2 separate regions of the Homo sapiens genome follow, and region 1 is linked to region 2. A link is an interaction called in ENCODE POLR2A ChIA-PET data of the cell type or tissue named here. Cell type or tissue: endothelial cell of umbilical vein. All regions are shown on one strand. Each heading gives the region's core, and the rest is flanking DNA. Links, peaks and the distances in the headings are about the cores only.

Region 1 (9,348 bases), core at 2,119-6,118, 170 kb before region 2:
GAACCCAGGAGGTCAAGGCTGCAGTGAGCAGTGATCACGCCACTTCATGCCAGTCTGGGCCACAGAGGGAAACCCTGTCTCAAAAAAAAAAAAAAAAAAGTACATAGGATAGTACTTGTAATGTAGTACTACCCATTTATCTGTTTATTTGTAGGTTATTTGGAAAATAATTACTATTCTTTTGTTATCCTAAGATAGGTGTTTGGGAACAATTTCTCTGACTCTTGCCACCCACTCCCACAAGTAATATCTCCAAGTTCTGAGAATCTAAGAATGTGTTCTACAACAGGCTAGCCCTAAAGGCTGGCTGGCAGTGGCATTAGTACCATTAGCAGTGACAGTGGCAACCTCCAGCCACCACAGTTATGTGGCTGACTTTTTGAACATTGACTCAAAAGAGCTTGTGTGTGTTTCTCTCACAGGTGGATTTGCTATTGTATTTCTGGTGAGGACAAGCAATGGGATGAAATGTGCCTTGAAACGCATGTTTGTCAACAATGAGCATGATCTCCAGGTGTGCAAGAGAGAAATCCAGATAATGGTAAGGCTGCCCCTTGGACTTGGGACTGTTTAAAATGGAGGCAGAGATTGTACCCTCTCATAAGAAAGCCAAGCGGGGTTTGTTCCCTTCCCTGAGATGGTACAGAGGCCTCTGTACAAAATGGGACTCAACAGCCATGGGATATAGGACACCGCCCTTGCCTTGGTCACTCTCAGCTGGAGGGCAGAGGAAAAAGCATTTTGAGAGAACTGACCAGTTTTTAGGTCAGAAAAGTCATTTTGGGCATTGGGAAAAGCTTACTTAACAACATGGTTCCCAGAAATTAACTGTGATATTTAATCCAGAAAGCCTAACTTTCCAATGAGCCTCTTCTTCTGGTCTTGTCTCTCTCTCTCTCTGTTACCAATCCCCAGTCTCAGTTCAACCCTCCTGAGCTCTTCAAAATCCTGTGAACATATCCTTATACAACTTAATATTTTTACATGTAGTTCTTTCGACCTGGAATGCTTTCCCCCTTTTTTGGCCTGGAAACCTAGACCAAAACCTAGAAACCTCATATATACTCTATGAATCTATTTATAGAAGTCCAAGAACAGGCAACATTATCTGTGGAGATAGAAATCAGAACGTGGTTATTCAGGGGTGGGAAGTTGACTAGAAATGGGTATACGGGGACTTTCTAGGCCGTGGAAATGTTCTGTGTGTTGTTTTAGATAGTGGTTACACAGGGTATATATGTGTCAGAACTCAATTGAACACCTTAAAATCTGCACATTTTGTTATGTTAATTAGACTTCAATTCTTAAAACTTACTCATTTTTCAAGATGCAGATTTATATGTTTAAAGAAAGAGTCCATGCTGAAATATATATGGAGGAAATAATATAATGTCCTTAGAACAATGAGTGAGTTTAGAAGATAAATAAGATTGGTCAAGAGTTGATGGTGATCAAAGCAGAATTATGAGTATATGGGAATTTGTTAGAGTAGCATCTTTCTTTTACCTCTGTTTGACATTATACATAATATTATACCTAATAATATAATAATATGTAATATTATACATAATTATACATAAGAAACTTTGAATATATAGCCTTTTATTCCTTTGTGCTTCCACAGTGCTTTTGTTTTATACCAATTATATTGCTTAACCTGTTATATTGTAAGCAGTTCTGCTATCAGGAAGTAAGTTATTTAAAATCAGAAATTGTATGCTCCAACATACTGCTTGACATGAAGTAAATGCTTAATAAACTTTGGAAGAAATTAGTATTTGAATAATGGTAATAGCAGATACATATGTTCACCTAGAGATGATGATTCCTTTTATGCCCTGGATTTTAATGCTTTTTAAAGAGCAGAAAGGGATCCAACAATGGAGAGGGTGGCATTGTAGGTATCCCATCAGGCTCCGCTTGCCCCTGTTCACCCTATGTGGCCTTTTCAGTGGCTGCTTAGAGTAACTAGTTAGGCTGCAGTTGGACTTCTGAAAGTACTCAGAGTGTTAGAGAGCCTGGCACTACTCTAGATTTTAGAAAGCCAAAACTATTTGGGAAGGAACTGTCAGCACTGCACAACAAACCAGCCAACTCCCAAGGGCCATATACATACAGTCAAGACCACGTGGGCCTGTCTGTAAGGCACCAATGCCTTCCACTCCCCTGCACATAGCTCCAGATTCCTGTTCTTGCTGTATCTTCCTTCACACACGCAGTGGGTTTTCTGGCTGCTTCTCATTATTTGTCTTCCTCCCTCCTTGCCCATGCTTGTTCAGCTCTCACACGCTTTGTTTCCTGTCTTTGCTTCTGCTGTTTCCTCTATCTGGAATGCCCTTCTTGCTCATTTACTTGTGTTACAAAAGCAATCCCATGATTTCACTTTCTCCTCCTTATTTAAAAACACACTGAGAGCTTACTTGGGCTAGGCAGGCATTGTAGTGGAGGAACTAAGAAGCACAGGCCCATGAGGAGCTCACAAATTAATGGGCCTGATTAAGAGTTAAATCACACAGGTTCAAGTTTTGGCCCAGAGGCGTATTAGCTGTGAGAGTTTTGTTTTTAGTTTATATTCTTTCAAAGCTTTAATATTCAAATAGGTGAACTAAGCTTGTTACAAAAAACGTCAAGCAATTCCCCAAGGGGAACTCCTATGCCATTACAAGGTCCCAGCGGCAACCTCTTTAGGTGATTCTTTTGATGTCTTTCTAAATAACATGCTAATATTGCTAGTTCTTGATTTTTCTTCCATTTTAGGCATTATCTCCTATGGGAAGTAAAGACGTAACTGTCACTTACTTGCTGCTTGCCTCTCTCCCCAAATACTTGCAGTATTCTCATCTTCCATTCTTTGAAAACACCAGTAAACTTTGGCAATATGTAGTTTATATGAATATTAGTTTTTACATTATTATATAAGAAAACTATTTCAACTGAATTCCTGGTGGACTATGATTCCTATGCCTTTCCTATGTAACTTTGCTTTCACTAAAATTATTAATGGTCTTGTTTTTCCTCTCTTGGTCTGAGTTTTCTTTGTACTTTTTAACAGTTTAATTCCCAATTTTCCTTAAGTTGTGTAAACCATTTTTTGAATTTTTTAGACGCATTTAATGGTGTCTGTTTTATCATCTTCAAGATTTCTCCCTCAGTCTTCTGACTGAGGAACCTCGGCTGATTATTCTCTGACTAATTTACAGTCGAATCTTGGAATTTCCTGGACATTTCCTTTGCCTCTCTTTTTTGTTAGAACCCGTAATTCCTTTTTTGGCTAACTTCCTCATTTTGTTGGAGCCGATCCTCCAGTATCTTTTTTTTTTTCTCTTTTGAGATGGGGTCTCAGTTACCCAAGCTGGAGCGTAGTGGCACAATCATAGCTCACTGCAGCCGCCATCTCCTGGTCTCAAGCAATTCTCCTACCTCAGCTTCCCCACTAGCTGGGACTATAGGCACATGCCACCAGACCCAGCTATTTTTTTTTTTTTTCCTTAGAGACAAGGTCTTGCTATGTTGCCCAGGCTGGTCTCACACTCTTGAGCTCAAGTGATCCTCCCATCTCAGCCTCCCAAAGTGCTGGGATTACAGGCATGAGCCACTATGCCCAGCCTCAGTAGCTTTTTGATACATGGTAGATAAATTTTTTTGAACTTTCAGGTCTAGGCCGGGCACGGTGGCTCATGCCCGTAATCCCAGCACTTTGGGCGGCCAAGGTGGGCAGATCACGAGGTCAGGAGATGGAGACCATCCTGGCCAACATGGTGGAAACCCTTGTCTACTAAAAATACAAAAATTAGCTGGGCATGGCAGTGCGTGCCTGTAATCCCAGCTATTCAGGAAGCTGAGGCAGGAGAATCGCTTGAACCCAGAAGGCGGAGGTTACAGTGAGCCAACATCACGCCACTACACTCCAGCCTGGTGACAGAGCTAGACTCCGTCTCAAAAAAAAAAAAAAAAAAAAAAAAACAACTTTCAATTCTAGAAGTATCTTTATTTTATGTTCGCACATCATAGTTTGAGTACAGAATTCTGAGTTGGAAATCATTTCATTTAGATTTTTTAAAGCACCGTTCTACTATATTTTAGCTTTCAGTGTTGCTCTTGGGAAATCCTAAGTCATTCTAATGCCTAGTCCGTTGGGAGTGACCCATATATTCTACCAGGAAATTTACAAATTTTCTCTTTGTTTCTAATGTTCTGAAATTTCATGATATGCCTTTGTGTATGCATTTATTTATTATGTTAGGTGTTTGTGGTCCCTTTCAATCTAGAAACTCATATCCTTGCATTCTGGGGGATTTTTTAGTTTCATTTTTTTCCCCTTTTTCTGAAATTTCTATAATTTGGATATTGGTTCTCCTGAATTGATTTTCTAATTTTCTTGTTTTCTCCCTTCTTTTTATATTTCTTTGTCATTTTGCTCCACATTCCAGATTTCCTCACCTCTATATTCCAACCATCCTGATGAAATTTATTTACCAGACTTTTAAATCTCTAAGATCTTTTTTGTTTTTGTTTTATTTTTAATTTCGATGAGTCCAGTTTATCAATTGTTCTTTTTATGGATTGTGCGTTTGGTGTCAAACCTAAGAAATCTTTGCCTAGCTCTCAATTCTGAAGATTTTCTTTTAAGTTTTATAGTCTTACATTTAAACCTATGAGCCATTTTGAGTTTTTTTTTTTCTTTTTTGAGACGGAGTCTTCTTGCTCTGTTGCCTAGGCTGGAGTGCAGTGGTGCAATCCCGGCTCACTGCAATCTCTGCCTCCCAGGTTCAGGTAATTCTCCTGCCTCAGCCTCCCGAGTAGCTGGGAGTACAGGTACGCGCCACCATGCCCAGTTATTTTTGTATTTTTAGTAGAGATGGGGTTTCACCATGTTGGCCAGGCTGGTCCTCAACTCCTGACCCAAGTGATTTGCCTGCCTCAGCCTCCCAAAGTGCTGGGATTACAGGCTTGAGCCACTGCAGCTAGCCATTTTGACTTAATTTTTGCATAATGAGTCTTAGGTTGCGGTTCATTTTTTCCTTATGGATATCTAATTGCTCTTAGTACCATTTATTGAAAAGGCTGTCATTTAATATCTTGGTTAAAAATCAGTTGAACTTAATTGTGAAGGTCCATTTGCAGGCCTTTCTCTATTCTCTATTCCCTTCCATTAATCTATGTACCTATCCTTCTACCAATACCACACAGCCTTGATTACTGTAGCTAAATAAGTTTTAAAATGGACTGAATTTTCCCACTTTTTTTTTAATTTCTTACTGTTTTAAATCTGAAGTCCTATGTAACATTTTTAAGCCCACTAAGTCTCAGACTTCTGTCAGATAGAAGCCATAACCCCAGCCCTACCTCTCTCAGTGACTCTAAGAATTGTGAAGGGAATCAGAAGATGTAACATGCTGTGTAATATGCTGAGGTTTGGGTGTTCATACTCAAAGAAGCAGATTCCTCTCTACTTCCAGTGGCAGAACAACGGGCACGTTGCATCCAAACGCAAAGAGAACTGTTAGCGGTTTCACTGAGTGGTTTCACGTTTTATTTTGATAAATGCTGTCCACCATGTACTGGAGTCTTGTCTGAGTTCTTTGATCCATATGGGATGTGTGCTCTGATAGAGTCGAAGGGATCTGACTTCTGATGGACATTTGGAGGGTAGGTTTTGGACTTCTGATCCCTTTGCCTGAAAGCAGGAAAAGATTAATTATCTTCAGACCTAAAGGGGTAAGAACAGTGATAGGAAATAGCTACAGCTCCAGATGTGTCAAGGCTATTCTGTGTTCACATCCCCTGGCCCAGATGGATTACATCCTCATTGAGCTTGATAATGAGGACAGTAAGCTGCCACCAGTGATGTTTGAGGATTTGCTTCGAAGAGATCAGATGATTCAAAGCAGGCAAATGGTTTCTTATTCTACAAAGGGTGGAAGATAGATCCTGTACAGTAGGAAGCTCAGGATTGTTCTGGGACAAGAATCTGGAACAGATTATTTTATTTTTTTCTTCAACTTTTAAGTTCCAGGGTACATGTACAGGATGTGCAGGTTTGTTACATAGGTAAATGTGTGCCATGGTGGTTTGCTGCACATAACAACCCATCACCTAGGTATTAAGCCCAGCATCCATTAGCTATTCTTCCTGATGCTCTCTCTCCCTCCACCACCCCCACCGGCCCCAGTGTGTGTCGTTACCCGCTATGTGTCCATGTGTTCTCATCATTTAGCTCCCATTTATAAGTGAGAACACAGATTATTTTCAAAGATGCTTTGATTATATCTTTTGTGTAAGAAAGTTGGGGTGTGTGTGTGTGTGTGTGTATACATAATACATAATTGTTTGAATTTGCCTGAAAAAAAAACACAGGAAGCATGAAAGAAAGAAACAATAAATGTGGTTCACTATAGGGGATGGGGATTGGAGTAGGAAAAAAATTGTCTAGTATTATGAACTATTTGAATGTTAATATATTACACACTTTAAAAATGAATGACGGCTGGGCACTGTGGCTCACGCCTATAATCTCAACACTTTGGGAGGCCGAGGAGGGTGGATCATTTGAGGTCAGGAGTTTGAGACCAGCCTGTCCAAAATGGCCAAACCCTGTCTCTACTAAAAGTACAAAAATTAGCCGGGCGTGATTGTGTACACATGTAATCCCAGCTACTCAGGAGGCTGAGGCAAGAGAATCACTTGAGCCGGGGAGGTGCGGGTTGCAGTGAGCCAAGATTGTGCCACTGCATTCCAGACTGGGCGACAGAACAAGATTCTGTCTAAATAAATAAATAAAAATTTTAAAATAGAAAAAAAAAAGAGGCCGGGCACGCAGTGGCTCACGTCTATACTCCCAGCACTTTGGGCGGTCGGATCATGAGGTCAAGAGATGAGACCATCCTGGCCAACATGGTGAAACCCCATCTCTACTAAAAATACAAAAATTAGCTGAGCATGGTGGTGCACGCCTGTAATCCCAGCTACTTGGGAGGCTGAGGCAGGAGAATCGCTTGAGGCTGGGAGGCAGAGGGTGCAGTGAGCTGAGATTGCGCCACTGCACTCCAGCCTGGTGACAGAGCAAAATACCATCTCAGAAAAAAAAATGACATTTTAAGCTGTTTTATAGTTACTTGGATGAGTAAGCAGAGGTCCAGAGAGCCTTCAGGTTCAATAAGAACAAACCATGTCATAACAACATCCTGTTCTCCTTTGGGAAGATGTCTGGATAGAGAGCTCAGTGCGGTGCAGTAGATCCAGTATCTGTGGACTTTGGCCAGGTGTTTTGATAAGGACACTCACCAGACATCTGTCAGCAAAACGAAGAGTCTAGGCTGGATTGCTACTGGTTATAAAGGTTTCTGATAAGTGGTTTGATATTAATCTGGAGGAAACTTTCTAAAAAGAAAGCATTGTGGCTTACCATTAATTTTATGTTATTTTACATTTAACAAATAACTCGTTTAAAGAAATAGAAGATACATTGATCAATTATGTGCCTTTATAAAGTTGGAAGATGTAGTAACTGCATTGAGTCATAGAATCAGGCTCCAAAATGGTTCTTATAAATTGGAGCAGTGGACTGATTCTAATGAAATGAAATAATAAGGTAAGATCATACACTTGAAATTTTATTCTAATCAACTTTACAAGCATAGTTCTTGGGAGGCAGAGATTAAAAGCAGCATGAGTGGAAAAGACTTAGGTATTTAAGTGGTCAGTTAATTCAGAATGCATGTATAGTATGATGTGGGTGCCAAAAGACAAAAAGAATGTAATGTTTAGCTGCATTAATAGAATTATAGAAGGTGATAGTGCTGGTCTACTCTGCATGAGTCAGACCAAGCCTGGAGTATTTCATTCATTTCCTGGGGCCATTCTTATAAAAAGAATGTAGCAGAGCAAAGCATATAAATGTAGGAGCAGCCAAAATGGTCTTAAAAACCATGTCAGAGAAAGAGGGGATGTTTCACATGGAGAAAAGAACACTCAGTCTAAATAATGCTATTTCACCTGTTTATTATATTTTACTTTTTATTTATTTATTTTTGAGACTGAGTCTCACTCTGTCACCCAGGCTGGAGTGCAGTGGCATAATCTCGGCTCACTGCAACCTCCACCTCCTGGGTTCAAGCAATTCTCCTGTCTCGGCCTCCCGAGTAGCTGGGACTACAGGCGCATGCCACCACGCCTGGCTAATTTTTGTGTTTTTAGTAGAGACGCGGTTTCACCATGTTGGTCAGGCTGGTCTCGAACTCCTGACCTCAGGTAATCCACCCACCTTGGCCTCCCAAAGTGCTGGGATTACAGGCGTGAGCCACCGAGCCCAGCCTTACCTGTTTAGAAAGTGGAAAAATAGACTAGACTTGCTAATTTTGCTCTGGAAAGGACCATCTAGAAAATCAGGAGGTGGAAGATTCCAGATAGGTAAGGAAGAACTGTCTAACGGGTGAGGGCTGTCTGTAGATTGGCTGAGGGCCTAAGGAAGTGGCATTATTCTAACAAAACAGCTTGTTGGCCGGGTGTGGTGGCTCACGCTTGTAGTACCAGCACTTTGGGAGGCCAAGGCAGGTGGATCACGAGGTCAAGAGATCGAGACCATCCTGGCCAAGATGGTGAAACCCTGTTTCTACTAAAAATACAAAAATTAGCTGGGTGTGGTGGTGCATGCCTGTAGTCCCAGCTACTTGGGAGGCTGAGGCAGGAGAATCACTTGAACCCAGGAGGCAGAGCTTGCAGTGAGCCAAGATTGTGCCACTGCACTCCAGCCTGGTGACAGAGCAAGACTGTCTCAAAAGAAAAGAAGGAAGGAAGGAAGGGGAAGAAAAAGAGAGAGAGAGAGAAAGAAAGAAAGAAAAGAAAGAAAGAGGAAGGAAGGAAGAGAGAGAGAAAGAAGGAAGGAAGAAAGAGAGAAAGGAAGGAGAGAGAAAGAAAAAGAAAGGAAAAAAGAAAGAAAAAGAAGGAAAGATAGAAAAAACAAAGAAAACGAAAGAAAAGAAAAGAAGGAAAGCTTGTCAGAAGGCTGTAGTGGGGATTCAGATATGGGCTGCCTGGTTGCTCTAGATCAGTGTTACTCAAAGGATCTTTTTTCCTTATGCTTTTCTCCTCCTGTGTGTTGACTTACAAAAAATCTATTTTCCTCCCAGTCTGTCATGTTACTTTTGTGTGTATACAAATTGAGATAAAATTTACCCTTTTAAAGCATACGGTCCAGTGATTTTTAGTATATTCACAAGGTTGTGCAACCATCACCACTATCTAATTTTAGAACACTTTTTTCTTATCCCCTGAAGGAAACTTCCAGCCTGTTAGCAGTCTTTCCTTATTCCCCCTCTCCACAGCCCCTGATAACCACTCATGTTTTTA
Region 2 (9,348 bases), core at 3,104-7,103:
AAAGTACACTTTTTTTTTTTTTTTTTAAAGGGAAGTACCATTGTAAGAGAATTGAAAACTCTCTGGGAGACTTCTTATTTGCAGCCTTTTACACGAAGGAACTGAACAGGAGGTGGATTGTACTCGTTAGTGTATATATTTCCTGTATTTAACTTTATGCTCATTTCAGCTTCTGAAAATGAGGAGCAGGTTTAAATTTAGAGTAGATTAAAAAAAAACCCACATAAAAACAGAAACACCTATAAATAGCTTACTGAAATTATTAGAGTAGAGCTGACTTCAGAATCAGACTTTTGCAGTGTCTACTTAGTAGAATGGTTTTGCATTTAGTTTGGAGCTGTGAAGTAGTGAATTTGCAAACTGGTCAATCTCCAGTGTGCTTCATTTGGTAGTTAACTGTTCCTGAATGATGAGGGGTGTGCCTCATCAAGTACTCAACATTCTGGTTGCAGGTCATTTCATCATGTTCCAAGAAAAAAACGTAGTCAAAGTACTTACTGAAAAAAAAATAAATAAATAAATAAATCAGCGCTGGGCGTGGTGGCTCCCGCCTATAATCTCAGCACTTTGGGAGGCCGAGGCAGGTGGATCACCTGAGCTCAGGAGTTCAAGACTAGCCTGGCCAACGTGGTGAAACTCCATGTCTACTAAAAATACAAAATTAGCTGGGCGTGGTGGTACGCGCCTGTAATCCCAGCTACTCGGGAGGCTGAGGCAGGAGAATTGCTTGAACCCAGGAGGTGGAGGTTGCAGTGAGCCGGGATCGCGCCATTGTAATCCAGCCTGGGTAAAAAAGAGCAAAACTCCATCTCAAAAATGATAAATAAATATAAATAAATAAATCAGATATGGAAATCAGGTTCAGATAAGGGAGATACCTTTAGGGTGGAGACTAAATGTTGGGAGTTTTCACATAGTTTGTGTCTCCATTCCATAGAGTTTTACGGCTGAGGAAACAGGTATTGAAGAAATAAAAAGTGAATATTTGAGGCATTTCTGAGGTCCTGCTTTTAAGTCATACCACGGTTTTGCCTGATTCTAGGGATAGGGTTCAGAATTTATTTTCTCTCTAATGTAAATTCTGAAAGATAAGAAGATGAGTGTCATTATTTTCCTCCCACATCTTAGTCATTGAACTAAAATTCCTGAGCAGAGAAATGGAGTGAAAATTAGACTAGATGGGAAAATCTGGAAGCTTACTTTCTGATTACTTGCTATCTAGTTAAGTTTTTCTCTTTCTTTCCTTCTTTCTTTTCTTTTCTTTCTTTCTTTCTTTTTCTTTCTTTCTTCTTTCTCTCTCTTTCTTTCTTTCTCTTCTTTCTTTTCTTTCTTTCTTTTTTCTTTTTTTTTTTTTTTTTTTGTGACGGGGCCTCTCTCTGTCGCCCAGGCTGGAGTGCAGCGGCATGATCTTGGCTCACTGCAGCCTCTGTCTCCGGGGTTCAACCTCCCGAGTAGCTGGGATTACAGGGGTGTACCACCACACCTGGCTAATTTTTGCATTTTTGGTAGAGGTGGGGTTTCACCATGTTGACCAGACTGGTCTGCTGACCTCAGGTAATCCACCTACCACAGCCTCCCAAAGTGCTGGGATTACAGGAGTGAGCCACCTTACCCGGCCCTAGTTAAATTTGCCTAAAAGATTATTTTATTTCAACGTTGTGCATTGTTGAAGCAGAAGAATGAGGATTGAAGATTCTGATGTGCTTTTTTTCAATCAGATATACTGATAAAATTGATATGTTTACCAGCTTGTATTGGGATGTTAATAAGTGTTAGGAAAAAAGATCCTCTGGTCCAGTAAATTTGGGAAGCAACATATTAAATCGCGTGGTAATGTTTTGTTTTGTTTTTTGATTGGAGGATTTCTTGGAATCTTTAATGTATTAATAATAAGCATTGAGAATCTCCCAGAGAAGAATAGTGTGTCTATTTTCCAAATTTATTTTATCTTCCTTTTTCTTGGTAGTTTGGAATATACTTTGTCCTTTTTATTTGCATTATTTTTGGTTTTGCTGAGTGTCAAGTCACTTAAGCTATCCCTAGCTTTTAACAGATTTTGCTATTGTTTTTATAAATGTGAAGTTATACCCTTCTGATTCGACGGTGTATATAAAATGGAATTTTGGGGATGGGCGCGGTGGCTCACGCCTGCAATCCCAGCACTTTGGGAGGCTGAGGTGGGTGGATCACCTGAGGTCAGGAGTTTGAGACCAGCCTGACCAACATGGTGAAACCCTGTCTCTACTAAAAATCCAAAAAAATTAGCCGGGCGTAGTGGCGCATGCCTGTAATCCTAGTTACTCGGAAGCCCGAGGCAGGAGAATCTCTTGAACCCAGGAGGTGGAGGTTGCAGTGAGCTGAGATAGTGCCATTCTACTCCAGCCTGGGCGACAAGAGTGAGAGACTGTCTCAAAATAAATAAATAAATAAGTAAATAAATAAATAAATAAATGGAATGTTTGCAAATGAGATCCTTTTTAAAAGCAGTAAAGGAACTTGCAATTTTAAAGTATCCTAAAATGAATTTTTCAAAAGTTTTTTGTAATTATACTGTCTAATGGCTTTGGAGATAATTGAGGGATGCTGAGATTGGCTGCTAGGATTGGTCATAAAACCAGTACTATTAACATATCCTTACATATACTGGATATGAAGAAGTTGTGAGAGAAAATAATTGCTTAATAAGCATTTCTTCAATTGTCCCCTGGAAATGGAGGTTAATAGGTTCTGGTAATGAGCAGTAGAAGGCGGGAAAGGGTTTTGTAACACAAGTTTGGGAAATTCTGCTCTTGGAGATTCACAATTAGCAAGATTAAAGGTTCCAGAAAGTTCTAAATATATACCTAACTTTAACCAGGTAGTTCTTAAACCTTTAATTATGAAACCTTTCTTTACTTCATTCCTTTTTAGCATCCGGTGAAATAGTGTTCTGTTTCTGTGGTTTGAGAATTTTTTGACCGTATATTTCAGGTGCCTAGAAAGTGTTAGAAGATACTTGCAGGTATTTGAAATGATGGCTTTATACTTGGCACTCTGCCCTTTGCAGAGATGACTAAAATAAGAGAGTTGCCTTCAAGAAATTGCTGCCTGATCAGAGGAAAGAAAATGAATGCACATGCAACAGCTTCAGGTGAAAATACACAGTCCTTGTTCATTGCCATGTCATAGACCACAAGTAGAATGAGTAGAAATTTAGAGACTGGAGAGCTCTGGGGTTTGGGTTTCTGTGTTAGGTTCAGGAATGTTCTGGGTGATGGGGCAGGACTTTTACTCAACTTGTAGAGTATTAGTATACTGTGAGAGGTAATCATTAATGGCATATGTTAACCGTCAGTGAATGGAGGCGGAAATAGTTTGAGAACTACTACCAGATGAAGGAGGAAATAGAAGTGCCAGGAAAACAGACCAAGGAACAGTGGTTAAAGGCAGAAGAGTTCCAAAGTAGTATATTGCCTTGAACAGAGTCTATAAAAGTAGAAAAAGGTCATTCATATGTAATACTGCAGAGAAGTTAATTGGATATGGTTATGAAGAAATTATTAGAGAAATTGCATATGTCAAGGCAGAAGGGTCTCAGTTTGTGTTTAGGAGGAGGGCTGCAAGTAATATGAAAAAGAAGAGGATTTTGGGATTGAGGTCCCCTGGGAGTGTTGAGAAGTTGAATTCTAGAGCTGTGGTTCCTGACCTACAAGCCCTGAAGTTGTTACAGGGTGTTCATTGCTTATTCATATGCTTATAACTTTGTCTGTAAGTTGAATAAAGATTGTTCTAGATCATTGAATAATAAAAATTTAACCCATTGTTGTGAAGGAGCCTCAGAATATTTTGATGTTAACAAAAGAGTTCTGTATTTACAAAGTTGGAGAAACACTCATCAAGAGTTAGGAGTAAGGCCCAGTGTGGGGTTCCCTCTGGTAATACCAGCATTTTGGGAGGCTGAGGTGGGCGAATCACTTGAGGTCAGGAGTTTGAGACCAGCCTGGCCAACATAGCGAAGCCCCATCTCTACTAAAAATACAAAAATTAGCCAGCTGTTGTGGTACGCACCTGTAATCCCAGCTACTTGGGAGGCTAAGGGAGGAGAAGTGCTTGGACCTGGGAGGTGAAGGTTGCAGTGAGCTGAGAACACGCCACTGTACCCCAGCCTGGGTGACTGAGTGACACTCTGTCTCAATTAAAAAAAAAAAAAAGAGTTATAAGTAGCCAGTGTTTTGGCTTACACCTGTAATCCCAGCCACTCAGGAAGCTGAGGCAGGAGGATTGCTTGACGCTAGGAGTTCAAGATCAGCCCGGGCAACATAGTGAGATCCCATCTCTATTAAAAAAAAAAAAATTAGCCAGGCATGGTGGTGCATACCTGTAGTCCAGTCTACTTAGAAGACTGAGGTGGGAGGATTGAGTCCAGGAGTTTGAGGCTGCAGTGAGCTATGATTGTGCTGCTGCACTCCAGCCTGGGTACTGGGTGACAGAGCAGGACTGTTAAAAAAAAAAAAAAAAGTTACAAGTAGGGGAGAGGCTAGCTTCAGAGAGTAGTATGTGTAATATGTCTCTCTTGAGATTACAAGGAAGGATGAGAAGTATTTATATATTGTTAAACTGTTGAAAAGAAGATGGGTGAGGGGCAGTGACTCATGCTTGTGAACTCAGCATTTTGGGAGGCTGAGGTGGGAGGATCACTTGAGGCTTGGAGTTTGATACCAGCCCGGACAGCATATTGAGACCTTGTCTCTATATTTTAAAAACAAAAAAAGAAAATGAAGACTTTAATTCTGGCCAGGCGCAGTGGCTCACGCCTATAATCCCAGCACTTTGGGAGGCCGAGGCGGGCAGATCACCTGAGGTCAGGAGTTCGAGACCAGCCTGGCCAGCGTGGTGAAACCCTGTCACTGCTAAAAATACAAAAATTAGCCAGGCGTGGTAACACACGCCTGTAATCCCAGCTGCTGCTCAAGAGGCTGAGGCGGGAGAATCGCTTGAACTCAGGAGGTGGAGGTTGCAGTGAGCTGAGATAGCGCCACTGCCCTCCAGCCTGGGTGACAGAACGAGACTCTGTCTAAAAAAAAAAAAGACTTTAATTCTATAAAGTAAGAATCTACCAAAAATGAAAAAGAAGCTGGGAAGAGAAAATGAGGATTTGAGAGTAGTATGTAGCTTAGACTCTAAAATAATATCTGGGAGAAGTTTGAAAGTTAAGCAAGTGATGAATTAATAGGATTGGTCAGCAGTTCGGAGGGCCCATCCGAAAGTGGACCGAAATGGATAGGATAGATGAGTTCTCCTTGGCTGTCATAGTTCAGTGTAGAGATGCTCAGAGACTAGGAGTCAGAGCACAGTGGACCCAGAGGGTTTGACTTGGCAGTATGATGAAAAATTGTAGTCTGATGTGAATGGTCAGAAGAGAGAGAGATGGAATATTTGAAGATTGTGAGCAGGAAGTACATGCTTTTTTTTCTCAAGAAAGATGATGACATAGGTTGACTGTGAGGGAATGTATAGAGATGTCATGACTTAACTAGTGATTTGAGCTCCAGAATGTTAAATGTGCAAGAGACGTGTCATGGAGCCCCTTCTAGTGGCAATAGTTACAGTAAAGTAGGGGAGACATGAACCAATTAAACACACAAATAATTGAAAGTCTTAATTGTTTCACTCCATATGTTATTTTTGTATGTGTGATTTATTTTATTTTACTTTTACATTTTTTATTTTTTTGAGACAGAGTCTCACTGTGTCGCCCAGCCTGGAGTGCAGTGGCGCAATCTCGGCCCACTTCACCCTCTGCCCCACCTCCTGGGCTCAAGTGATTCTTCTGCCTCAGCCTCCTGAGTAGCTGGGACAGGCACGCGTCACCATGCCTGGCTAGGAATTTTGTATTTTTAATGGAGACGGGGTTTCACCATGTTGGCCAGGCTGATCTCGAACTCCTGACCTCAAGTGATCCACCCTCCTCAGCCTCCCAAATTGCTGGGATTACAGGCGTGAGCCACGGCATCTGGCCTTTATATGTGCTTTTAGGATTGTAGAAGATGTACCTTGGCTGGATGCATTGGCTCATGCCTGTAATCCCAGCACTTTGGGAGGCCGAAACAAGAGGATCGCTTGAGTCCAGGAGTTCGAGACCAGCCTGGGCAATGTAGTAAGACCTCATTTCTACAAGAAATAAAAAAATAACTGGGCGTGGTAGCTTACGTCTGTAATCCCAGCTACTCCAGAGGCTGAGGCAGGAGAATTGCTTGAACCTGGGAGACAGGTTGCAGTGAGCCAAGATCGCATCACTATACTCCAGCCTTGGCGACAAGAGCAAAACTCCATCTCAAAAATTAAAAATAAATAAGTAAATAAATAAATAAATTACAGGCACATTAGCATGTGCCTGTGGTCCCAGCTACTTGGGAGGCTGAGATGAGGGGATCACTTGAGTCCAGGAGGTGGTGGTTTTAATGAGCTGGGATTGTGCCACTGTACTCCAGCCTGGGCGACAGAGCAGACCCCTGGTGAAAAGAAAAAAGAAAATGTATCTCAAATAATACTTAATTTTAAAGAAATCTTAAATGTAGAATGTGATTCCATAATTATAATATTGACTAGTTCACTGCAACCTTGAACCCCTGGGCTCAAGTGATTCTCTCACCTCAGCCTTCCAAGTATCTGGGACTACAGGCATGCACCACCATGCCTAATTTTTTATTTTTGGTAGAGGCAGGGTCTCCCTGTATTGCCCAGGCTGATCTCAAACTCCTGCCCATGATCCTCCCGCCTTGGCCTACGAAAGTGCTGGGATTACAGGTATCTGCTACTGTGCCTGGCCTGTAGAAAAATTTATAGCTGAAGGACTGGGAGTGTGTGTATGGGAATAACAGTAGTTATCTCTGAGAAAGGGGTTGGAACCTGTGTGGAGACAGAAAGGAGAGATTTTCACAATTCTGTAGCATCTGTATAGTTTTAATATTTATTTATTTATTTCAAATTTTAATAGAGACAGGGTCTTGGTATGTTGCCCTGGCTGGTTTCGAACTCCTGAGCTCAAGTAACCTCTGCCTCTCTTCCCACAGTGCTGGGATTACAGATGTGAGCCACTGCTCCTGGCCTACTTTGAATTTTTAATGATGGTGATGAATTAATTTGTGACTAGCATTATAAGAAAAATAAAATTTAGAGTTTAAGTGACATTGTAGGTAGATTTTGATTCAGAAGTTTTAAGTTTAGAGAATGAATTTGAACACTTATCACTGATAAGTTACAATGTTTAGGGTCCCAAAATATTGCAGCTGTCAAATGATAAAATATATAAAAATAAAATTTAGTATTCATAAGGACATAAATGCAACCAGACATAGGAATTTTAATAATTTGACGAGTCAGTTTTCTTTTCAGTAAGGTTTAACAGTCTGTATTTGCAGCTACATTGCTTTCAACCAGGTGTGTCTAGTCTGTGATCCAGATTGCTTCTGAAATTTTGTTAGCAAGGTGCTCATAATTGCTTTTTTGTCATTGAATTTAAGTTGCCATTTATTGAGAATGATGCCTGTAGGTTCAAGCATCTGCTTCAGTTATGGAGTTATTTTATTCCAAGTATATTCCATTAGTAAGAAAGCTTACACTTGTGAAGTGCATGCTGATTTGGGGGTAGAGAATCTATGCTTATACAGCTACTGTGTGTGCTCTTAGAGCAATTACTGAAGAGTGGCGGAAAGTTGATATTAGGCTTTTGTCATTACCTTACTTAAGAACTGTTTATTGGGAGTTTAGGCCGGGTGCAGTGGCTTATGCCTGTAATCCTAGCACTTTGGGAGGCTGAGGCGAGTGGATCACCTGAGGTCAGGAGTTCGAGACCAGCCTAGCCAACATGGCGAAACCCCATCTCTACTAAAAATACAAAAAATTAGCCGGGCATGGCGGCGGCCACTGTAATTCCAGCTACTTGGGAGGCTGAGGCAGGAGAATTGCTGGAACCTGGGAGGTGGAGGTTGCAGTGAGCTGAGATGGCGCCAGCCTTGGCGACAAAGCGAGACTCTGTTTCAAAAAAACAAAAAACAAAAAACTGTTTATTGGGAGTTTTGATAAGACAAGTCAAAGACCTGAAAATAGAGGTCAGACTAACGATTTCTGCTCTAACAAGCATCATTGTGAGTTGTGAATGCCTCCCTTGTGAACATGCCCTGTGTACCTGATGAATTGCTGCCAGTATTGTCTCGGGCACCCCAAGATTACAGTTAACCCGGTATCCCCGCAGGTGGAATGTCTTGGGCTAGTAGTGCTATCAAGGGACAGGGCTATGAAACTGACAGGTTCAACTTCTTAGCTCCCATTTTCCTCATCAGGTATGTCTGAGGCTAATCCCCTTCCTTCTTCTAGCTCTGTTACTTTTTTGTTTGTTTCTTTGTTTGTTTTTTTGAGACGGAGTCTTGCTCTGTTGCCCAGGCTGGAGTGCAGTGGTGCAGTCTAGGTTCACTGCAACCTCTGCCTCCCAGGTTCAAGCTATTCTCGTGCCTCAGCCTCCCGAGTAGCTGAGACTACAGGCACGTGCCACCACAGCTGGCTATTTTTTTTTTTTTATTTTTATTTTTAGTAGAGACGGGGTTTCACCATGTTGGTTAGGCTGGTCTTGAACTCCTGACCTCGTGATCCGCCCGCCTCGGCCTCCCAAAGTGTCGGGATTACAGGTGTGAGCCACTGTGCCCAGCCAAAATGTTCTTAAGCTCTCAAGATTCATATAGTGAGCCATTATAAACCAAGGAGATTGGAGTTAGAAGTATTATTAAAGTTGAATGCTGTTGTTGAGTTACATTATTAAAAACAGTGAATTTAATATTGCATTACTTAATCTTTTTTTTTTTTTTTTTTTTGAGACGGAGTCTTGCTCTGTTGCCCAGGCTAGAGTGCAGTGGCACGATCTCAGCTCACTGCAACCTCTGCCTCCCAGGTTCAAGCAATTCTCCTGCTTCAGCCGCCTGAGTAGCTGCGATTGCAGGCACCTGCCATCATGCCTGGCTAATTTTGGTATTTTTGTGGAGACGGAGTTTCAGCGTGTTGCCCAGGCTGGTCTTGAACTCCTTACCTCATGTGATCCACTCGCCTTGGCCTCCAAGTTGCTGGGATTACAGGCGTGAGCCACCCAGCCCTGCCGCATTAATCTTTAAAAAAAAGTAGAGTCTATAAATTGTCTTAAAAACAATTTTATATCATTAGCATTTAAATAGTTTTAACACATTCATATACATCTTTAATCTTTAAATCATTTACCATCCGGCTTACATTTTTATGTTTTTACCAACTTTCATTTTTATCATCTGGCTTACATTTTTACTTTTACTATCAGACTTAGATTTCTTAAAAAAGAGAGAGTTT

What was found. ChIA-PET counts read pairs that join two places held together with the same protein. Peaks named below come from ENCODE experiments on the same cell type or tissue, not always from the same donor. Only the 100,000 strongest peaks of a DNase experiment are listed, where the experiment ranks them.
Region 1: POLR2A ChIA-PET joins it to region 2 with 5 read pairs; 7 of 35 experiments call an interaction of 5 or more read pairs at or near these places.

Annotation. Positions count from the first base shown.
Region 1 is chr2:69,548,053-69,557,400 of GRCh38, reverse strand. AAK1 (AP2 associated kinase 1) reads left to right here. Exons shown (of 22, transcript NM_014911.5): 3 at 423-541. Among named protein-coding and RNA genes, the nearest start is that of SNORA36C, 33 kb to the right of the region's middle. In endothelial cell of umbilical vein, for the core only: no CTCF peak of the experiment used is centred there; a DNase peak (open chromatin) is centred at 2,290; H3K27ac peaks cover 1,337 bases.
Region 2 is chr2:69,376,706-69,386,053 of GRCh38, reverse strand. All of the region lies in intron 1 of GFPT1 (glutamine--fructose-6-phosphate transaminase 1), which reads left to right. Among named protein-coding and RNA genes, the nearest start is that of GFPT1, 5.8 kb to the left of the region's middle. RefSeq lists an enhancer at 4,534-4,583. In endothelial cell of umbilical vein, for the core only: no CTCF peak of the experiment used is centred there; no DNase peak of the experiment used is centred there.